Linked DNA regions of Homo sapiens: all the other regions are linked to region 3. The links are chromatin contacts, found by Hi-C or POLR2A ChIA-PET in ENCODE. All regions are on one chromosome and are shown on one strand. The core of a region is the stretch at or near the end of the contact, and the rest is flanking DNA. Distances in the headings are between cores, read along the strand shown.

Region 1 (2,700 bases), core at 53-2,552, 410 kb after region 3:
TGCAGTTATCAGTAATGCCAGGCTCTAAGGCACTGGCATGGGCACACCCCGAAGGCCACATCCGCCTCCTGCCCATTCTTTCATGTCCTGTGCACAGCTGTTTTCACACTTCAACAGCACAGGTGAGTGGTTGTTGCAGAAACTGTAAGGCCTGCCAAGTGTAAAATATTGATTCTGGTCAGGCGCAATGGCTCACACCTGTAATCCCAGCAGTTCAGGAGGCCCAGGCCGGTGGATCACTTGAGCCCAGGAGTTCGAGACCAGCCTGGGCAACACAGGGAAACCCAAAAAATAAAAATAAAAAAATTTAAAATTTAGCTCGGCATAGTGGTCCATGCCTGTAGTCCTAGCTGCTCAAGAGGCTGCGACTGGAGGTCAGGGCTGCAGTGAGCCACGATCACATTTCAGCTTGGGTAACAGAGTGAGACCTTGTCTCAAAAAATTAAAATAAATTTGCTCCCTGGCTCTTTATGGAATAAGTGTGGGGAGCCTTGGTCAAGGGTTGAGTGACTGAGACAGGCTGGAGGACAGGACCATGGAGGAGAGGAGGGCGAGAAGCCAGGAGGCGGGGCGTTCCATCAATCACAGATCCTATAATCACCAAGAATGAAAATGGTCCCACTGAGGGAGTCACAGGAGCTGGAGTGACGATGGTGACCCAGGGGGTCAGTGGAACCAATACACAGGCCAAGGTCTCTCTCCCCTCCAAGGCTTTCTTCTAATTAATTGATTTTATTTATTTATTTTATTTGGAGACAGACTCTTACTCTGTCACCCAGGCTGGAGTGCAGTGGCCCGATCTCAGCTCACTGCAACCTCTGTTGCCTTGATTCAAGCAATTCTCGTGCCTCGGCCTCCTGACTAGCTGGGATTATAGGTGCATACCGTCATGCCCAGCTAATTTTTTGTATTTTTGGTAGAGATGGGGTTTCACCATGCTGGCCAGGCTAAGGCCTTTAAACTCAGAACTCCTTTTGCCTGACAGTTCCCTGCAATCCTTTGTTCTGGAAAACTGCTGCTCATCCCTCAGGAGGAGGTCAGAGGTCATCTCCAGAACCCTGTTCTAACCTCCTACCTGGGCCCAGGGATGTCCTCTGGGCCCCCAAAACCCTGTACTGGTCTGAGTATCCCAGGGGCAACCACTCTCCCCGAGTGGGGTCCCCAGGAGGGCAGAGCCTGGCTGCCTAGGCTGCTAGGGATCTGCAGAGACCCCATCCCGGTCCTGAGAGCAGGCCCAGGAGACCTGGAGGATGAAGGCATGAGACCAGGGCACACTTGGAACCCAGCCAGCTGTGTGGTCCCGAGCAGGAAGTTCTCTTATGGTTCACAGGCTTGAGGGGGCGGCTGTAACAGGGGTCCCTCTGTGGTCCAGTCACAACAGGGGCCAGCCAGACTCCAGGGACCGTGACGCCATCTCCCCTTACACAGGGGTGGCAGACAAGTAGGAGCATGGACAAACCCAAGCCCAGACCCCAGGCAGAGCCAGGGGTCGACGTGTAAAACAAACAGGTTTATTGATAAGCAGGAATGCCGTCCAGCATACAGTGCAAACTTTCATTGTCTTGGGATCAACACACACACACAAGGGAACCAAGGCCCCACAGAGTCTCCAAATTCATCGCTTCCCGGCTCTGCCCTGTGATGCCAAGGAAGCCTGAGGTTCTCCCAGGACTGTCCACCAGGGGGCAGGTGCGCTCCATCATGTCCTCATGTGGGTCCAATGTGGGCAGAAACCTGGCCAGTCCCAGCAGTCTGACTTTTTTTTTCTTTAAGAGACAGGGTCTCACTCTGTTGCTCAGGCTGGAGTGTAGTGGCGCGATCATAGCTCGCTGCAGCCTCAAACTCCTGGGCTCCAGTGATCCTCCCCTCAGCCTCCTGAGTACAGGTGCACGTCACTGCAGCCAGCCAGTCTGACATCTTGATTCCAGGGTGGAAAACCCTTCTTGTCTCCATGGTAATGGCTGGGCTCTCCCACCCTCCAATAGTTCAGCTGCCAAGCTCAAGTCCAGTGGAATTTATCAACAATTTATCACCCTGCCCCTGCTCTGCTAGACAATTTCATGCCTTCTCCTTTATCCCCATGCTCCTGAGACTGAGCCTTTCCAGGAGCCCCTCAACCTGCTTCCTCCCAGAATCCGGGCAAGGCTACACTGGTTTCCCCTCTGCAGGGCCCTGGCCCTGGGAGGGGGAAGGCTGACTCTAATGGGGAGGAATCCCAGCTTCAGTGGCTTCAAGGCAGGCCATTCAACTTACCGACCTTGGCTACACACACCCACGACACGCAACACAGACGCAGACACAAGACTGGCACTTGGGATCACACTGGCCATGTACCAAAGTGGCAGGGCAGCCCGTTTGGGGCCCAGGAATTGAAGGTGGGGAGTGGGGAAGAGGAACCCACCCCTCTGGGGGAGGAGGAGGGTCTAGGCTGAGGTAGGAGTAGAGAGATGGCTACGAGGACTCAGTCATCTCTAGTTCCTGAAATTCCCTGAAAGGAGATGGTGTGGCCTAGGACAGCAAGGAAGGAGGCGCGGGGCTGCAGGCACACCGGAGTGAAGGCGGAGGGTGCAAATGGCAGGTGGGGGGTTGGATGTGGCTGGCAGAGTTTGGCTTTGTCGTTGGCTTGTTGGCCTGAGTGGTACTTACTTTTTTAAAAAATTGGCAGATTTCTAGTTAGAAGTGCGTTATCTTGCCCAGGCC
Region 2 (2,700 bases), core at 75-2,574, 470 kb after region 3:
TGCACACCCTGAATCGCTACATTCTCCCAGACCTTTGTACAGCAGGTGCTACATCCCCAAGCCCTGGCTACACACCTCACCACACTGAGGGCCTACACACCACTTTCTTTTTTTCTTTACAGCAATTACCACCAGCCAATGTTATCCCAAATACTCTTTCTTGTCACTCTGCAGAGGGCAGGGCTGTGTGTCCCCAGCACCCCAGCACGGAGTTTGAGCTTGACAAATATTTATTGAACAAATTAATGGATGAAATTAATCCTTACAACATCTCTTTGGGGTAGGTGCTCTTATTAAACCCATTCTACAGAGGGGAAAGCAGAGACCTGCCTCCATCTGGGCTAGGTGCCATCCACTAGGGTCATGAACCCCAAGCTGCTCTCCATCAAAGCAAATATCATGCTCTAGGCCATGACCAGACTCTAGGTTGGTCTCCCAGTTGGACTGTGACTCCCTGAGAGCAGTACTGTATATCCCCGCCACTGCCCCACTTCACTGTGTTCCCCAGCGCCAAGCACAGTGCCCAACACATAGTAGGTGTTACATACAGATCTGTTGCTTGAGTGACTAAATGAGTGGCTGTATGAATGAATGAATGCATTTCTTCAGAGATATTTTTTGCAAGACTTCTAGAACTTGGCCTCCAGTCCCCCTTCACAGTCAGTGCTGTGGGAGCTTGGAGGTCCTGGGCCTGGGTGTCCTGGAAGGGTTTTTGGAGGAGGAGGAGAAAGATGAGGTTGGAAATTCAGGGGTTGGAGCGCTGAGCAGAGATTTCATGATGAGGATATGCCCTCTGTATTTGGTGACTGAGCGGAAACAGTCGGGTCTCAGGAGAGGTTTAGATATGGGAGCTGTGGAGGTAGCAGCAAAGCTGGATTGGCAGACATTGGCATGTAGGCACTAGGGAGTCATAGAAGGTTCTGTGAGGGAGAGGCCTGGCCACAGCTGGGCTTTGGAAAGGAAAGGTGGGATAAAAACCAAGAGCAAATTCCATTCCCTGTGCATTCACTGAGCCCCATGGATGCCTGCACAGTGTTCTACAGGGTCTGGGACTCAGGGCTGGGGCCTCAGCACAGTGGTGACCTCGGCCTGAGCCACAATGGAGCAGCATGGCCAAGTGTGTGAGGACGCAGACTCCAGCCAGGTGGCCTGGGTTCAAAGCCTAGCTGCGCCACTTAGCAGCTGTGTGACCCTGGGGAACTGGCTTAGCCACTCTGCGTGTTGGTTTCCTCATCTGTAACATAGGGGTAATGTAATAACTACTTCCTAGTGCACTGTGAGGTTTAAGTGAGAGCACACGAAAGCCTCAAGTACAGCTCTTATCATCTTTCTTACTAACCTGTGACTCCATGCATGGCAGGAATAAAGCCTCTTCAACTCTATTGTCAAAGCCCAACCCAGATGGGCACAAAGAGCTTCTCAGGGAACTTTCGATGCATGAACTTGGCCCAGAGGACCCAGGGTCACCCAGCGAGTGCCCCGGTATTCACCAGGAGGTCTTCTGCACAGGGTGAGGAACCCTCCCTCAGTACGTGCAGAAGCTGTATTTCCTGAGTGAAGTGTAATTGCAGTGAAAAACAACATCCCTCCTGACAGCCTGTACTTGCATAATCTACCCACAACTCTATGTGACTTCCTGACATGGTTCTGTGCAACCCAAGTTGGGGGCCCCATCCTGCCCTGGAAGGTCCCAGACCCTGCCCTCTTCCTCAGGAGAGGCCTGGCAAGACCTCTCAGAGCCTTGATTTCCCTATCTAAAAACTAGATAGGGCCTAGTTTGTATGGGTACCAAGCTCAGATGTTCTCTAATCAGACAGATGTGAGCTTGCTTTCCAGTCCTGCCACATTCTGACTGTATGGGTCCCTGAATGCACAGGTCAGCTGCTCAGTCCAGAGCTCACACTCTGGAGACAGACCAGCTTGGATCCAAATTCCAGCCAGAGGAACTTGGGATTCCACCAGGTTATGTAGCTTCCTTGAGCCAACTCCAAGGACAATAATGGCAAAATTACCGAGAGGCTAAAATGAGACAGTATGTGAAGTGCTCCTGCTGACACATAAGATCTCGAGATTCTTTGACACTCCTCCTAATGAGGGGTGGGATCTGTGTCCCCTCCCCTTGAGTCTGGGCTCTGTGACTACCTGGAATGCAGCAAAGGGGATGCAGTGCCAGTTTCCGGGGTCAAATTTTATGACGCTGGCAGTTTCTACTTCCTGCCCCCGGAGTTGTTGGCTCCAGGAACCCAGCAGCCATGCTGTGAGGAAGCCCAAGAAGCTCCACAGAGAGAAACTGACAGCCAGTACCAATTTGCCAGCCCTCTTGGAGGTGGATTCTCCAGCTCATCTCATCACCCCCGCTGGTACTATGTGAGCCGAGATGCACCTCCCCTGCTAAGTCCAGGCCACATTGCAGATTTGTGAGCAAAATTAATGACCATTGTTTTAAGCTATTAAGTTTTGAGGTGATTTGTTATGTAGCAAGAGATGACTGGAACAGTTACATCAGTTACTGGTCATTTAACACTTCTTAAAAATGGGGACATGTGTGCTCATCTATAAGGTCCCTCTGAGGTCACATGACAATGGAGGTAAAATGCTTTGGCATTAAGTGAATTCTGAATTAACGATTTCCCTGCCCCCATGCAAGATCAGCTACATAATTTGTAGAACTCCATGAAAAATGAAAACACAGGGCCCCTT
Region 3 (2,700 bases), core at 23-2,522:
CCAGAACTAGGTCTTTGCAGGTGACGAGGTAATCCCAGCCTCCCCTCCCCGCAGATCAGCGTTTTTCGAAGTGACTTTCTCACCAGGCGGAGCATTGAAAGTACCGATCCCAGCGCACCCAGCCCTGCTGAATCAGAATCTCTGGGGGTGAGGCCCAGGAATCGCCGTCTGAACAAGTCGCGGGCTGGAAACGGCTGCCCCAGATTACAGGGCAGCTCCCTGCTTCGCTCTCGCTCCTCCGGCCCCGGGAACGTGCAGGGGGGCGGGAGGCAAGTCCCATCAGCACTTTGAACTGGGGCTGCTTTTTAGTGACTCACCTCCCAGACTTCCTGCAACAGACAACTCTAAATAGCTCGGTCCCACCCTCCAGCAGGGGAGACATTCCGGTCGGGAAGGGCAGGAGGTTAGAAGGTGGGTGCCCCGCCAGGGCAGTCCAGGGAGACCCAAGGACAGGAGACGCTGGCTGCACAGCACAGGGGCGCACGAATAGGACGTTTTGTTTACAGGCTTTTGTTATTAAGGAAATTGGTGTCAGTCAAGGTAATTCTAGCTCAGATGAGCAATAAATATGCTCCCAGCTAATCTTGTGGGGATTTTATTGGCACTCGGAGCAGAGGTTCCTTTACCTTGACTACTCCCTCCCCTCAAAGCAAAGTCCTGCTCCCCAGCGGCTTCCCCCTAAGCATCGTGAGGCACTTGGGTCAGGCTTTTAAAAGTCCACTCTACGTGAACACAGAAGAGGTCCGGGCAAAGGTGAGGAGTGGCTTCCTGATCCTACCTGGAGGCCGAGGATGACCAAATGACCTGAAATAAAACCCTGGGTGACCTGGTTGGATCAAGGCATACGCAAGCTCCCCCGGGCCTGCTCCACACTCGGGGTGATCACCTGGCCCGCGGGCGGCCCGGGCAAGGAGGAACGTCTCGAGAAGGCAGCCGGCTCGCCGGAGTCGGTTCCAGCGTGTTCGAGTTACAGCTGCGAGCCCTCAGGGACACCGGCGGCAAGTCCCGGCTTGCAGAGAGGGGAGCCAGTCCCGGGAGAGCGCGAGTCCCGGCGAGCCCGAGTGCGCGCCTTATGCGCGCTCCCCGCGACGGCGCAGGGGGAGGGGAGGCCGCAGCAGCCACTCAGAGGAACGGTAGTGAAGCCTCCCAACAACTTTAACTGTCAATCAGACTTAATGGGGTATTGAAAAAATGGGGGAAAAAGGGGCCGCCCTCTCCGCGACGCGGCTGCCCGGGGAGCGAATGAATAGGGCCGCGCAGACCAAGGCGTCCGATCCACGCGCGCTCCACACCCGGACCCTCTCCAAGTTGGAAAGGACAAAAAGAAGGCAATAAATGCTAAAAAGGGAGAGAAGGGGAGCTGGATCGAGCGGCAACTCCCAGCCTCTGCTGGAACAGAGAGGGAGGGAGGGAGCCGGAGCGAGCGAGCGCGCGCGAGGGCGAGCGCTGCACGTAAAGAAACTGACACCCGGACCCCCCACTTCTCCTGCACGTTGCTGGCAATCAGATCGCGTTTAAGCAATTTCCTGAGCCCAAGAATAGCAATGAGTCGGGAGACTTTCGCGGGCTGAAATTGGGAGCTCCAAGCACTTTTTCCCCCCACTTTTTTTTTTTTTTTTTTTCTGGAGACGGGGTGGGGGTGGGGGCGCTACAATTTGGAATCAGCTTTTTTTTTTTTTTTTTTTTTTTTTTTAATCTTGCACTTTGAAACCGCGGGACCGAGGCAGGGTGCGCGCGTGTGGTTGGTGCCTTTTTTTTTTTTTCTTCCCCTCCCTAAACTCCTCTGTCAGTCTGTAAACATTACCTGAGAATTCCCCAGCCGAAACGGCTGCTGGGGCAAGAAACTTCTTGTTAGAACTTTCCACCTCCGGCTTCCCCCTCCACCTCTTTTACCGTCCCAACCTTAGGAGACGCTTTTTCTCCCCCAGAGGAGAATTTATCTTTTTTTTTTTTTTTTTTTTCTTTTTCTCACCCGGTGCTTTGCATTTGGGAAGAGGTGATTTCAAGAGTGGCCAGGTGGGACGCCTCTCTCCTCCTTATTCGGTTTACTATTTATTGTTCGGGGTGTTTTTTAATTCCTGTATTGCTCGGCCCGGGGAGTTTCGCCCCCTGCCCGGCTCCGCGGCGCGGAGGATGGTGTGGAAACGGCTGGGCGCGCTGGTGATGTTCCCTCTACAGATGATCTATCTGGTGGTGAAAGCAGCCGTCGGACTGGTGCTGCCCGCCAAGCTGCGGGACCTGTCGCGGGAGAACGTCCTCATCACCGGCGGCGGGAGAGGCATCGGGCGTCAGCTCGCCCGCGAGTTCGCGGAGCGCGGCGCCAGAAAGGTACCAGGCACTGCGACTCCAGGGAGTGGGGGGCCGCAGGGGCGGGGGTAAGCCCACCTGCTGCCGCTGCGGGATCCCGCGCCCGGGAGCTGAGAGTCGCCGGCCACCCCACTTCTCCGCGCCACCCACGAGTGCTGAGCTAGTCGGTTTCACCTTGTAAATTTCCCGGGCACCGGACTGTCTTTTTTGGCAGGTTCAGAGTTGATCCGCTCCTTTGGGATCGGTGGCTGGCTGACTGGCTATTCACCCCCACCCTGAAACCTAAGAGACCCACCATTTCCCACATTCCTGCCTCCCAAAGGAAGGTGTTGTGCCCCCCTCCCCCGCCTTCCCCCCTTTTTCTTGCCGCCACCCTGGTGAGTGCAGGGTGTG

The links. Hi-C counts contacts between places; a loop is a spot of excess contacts on that map. ChIA-PET counts read pairs that join two places held with the same protein, here RNA polymerase II (POLR2A). Pooled maps may share reads with other maps.
Region 1: a map of HL-60/S4 shows a loop between it and region 3 (2.2-fold over the local background). The contact joins the enhancer-like site here to the promoter of DHRS3 in region 3. A Hi-C loop is called at or near these places in 1 of 168 maps with a recorded cell type or tissue (HL-60/S4) and 3 of 50 pooled maps. POLR2A ChIA-PET finds 5 or more read pairs at or near these places in 4 of 52 experiments (Caco-2, WTC11, activated CD8-positive, alpha-beta T cell and 1 more).
Region 2: a pooled map shows a loop between it and region 3 (3-fold over the local background). The contact joins the enhancer-like site here to the promoter of DHRS3 in region 3. A Hi-C loop is called at or near these places in 1 of 168 maps with a recorded cell type or tissue (PC-9) and 2 of 50 pooled maps. POLR2A ChIA-PET finds 5 or more read pairs at or near these places in 2 of 52 experiments (MCF 10A and naive thymus-derived CD4-positive, alpha-beta T cell).

Annotation. Positions count from the first base shown.
Region 1 is chr1:12,208,018-12,210,717 of GRCh38, reverse strand. TNFRSF1B (TNF receptor superfamily member 1B) reads right to left here. Exons shown (of 10, transcript NM_001066.3): 10 at 1,498-2,700. Among named protein-coding and RNA genes, the nearest start is that of MIR4632, 18 kb to the right of the region's middle. RefSeq lists a silencer at 160-239. Within about 2 kb of position 1,302, at least 8 of the 41 ENCODE cell types and tissues checked have a DNase peak (open chromatin) inside an H3K27ac peak, as active enhancers do.
Region 2 is chr1:12,149,520-12,152,219 of GRCh38, reverse strand. No RefSeq gene overlaps it. Among named protein-coding and RNA genes, the nearest start is that of MIR7846, 16 kb to the left of the region's middle. Within about 2 kb of position 1,324, at least 11 of the 41 ENCODE cell types and tissues checked have a DNase peak (open chromatin) inside an H3K27ac peak, as active enhancers do.
Region 3 is chr1:12,616,782-12,619,481 of GRCh38, reverse strand. It overlaps DHRS3 (dehydrogenase/reductase 3), which reads left to right and starts at 1,272. Exons shown (of 6, transcript NM_004753.7): 1 at 1,272-2,328. The coding sequence starts at 2,134. RefSeq lists enhancers at 1-383, 384-1,015, 1,016-1,647.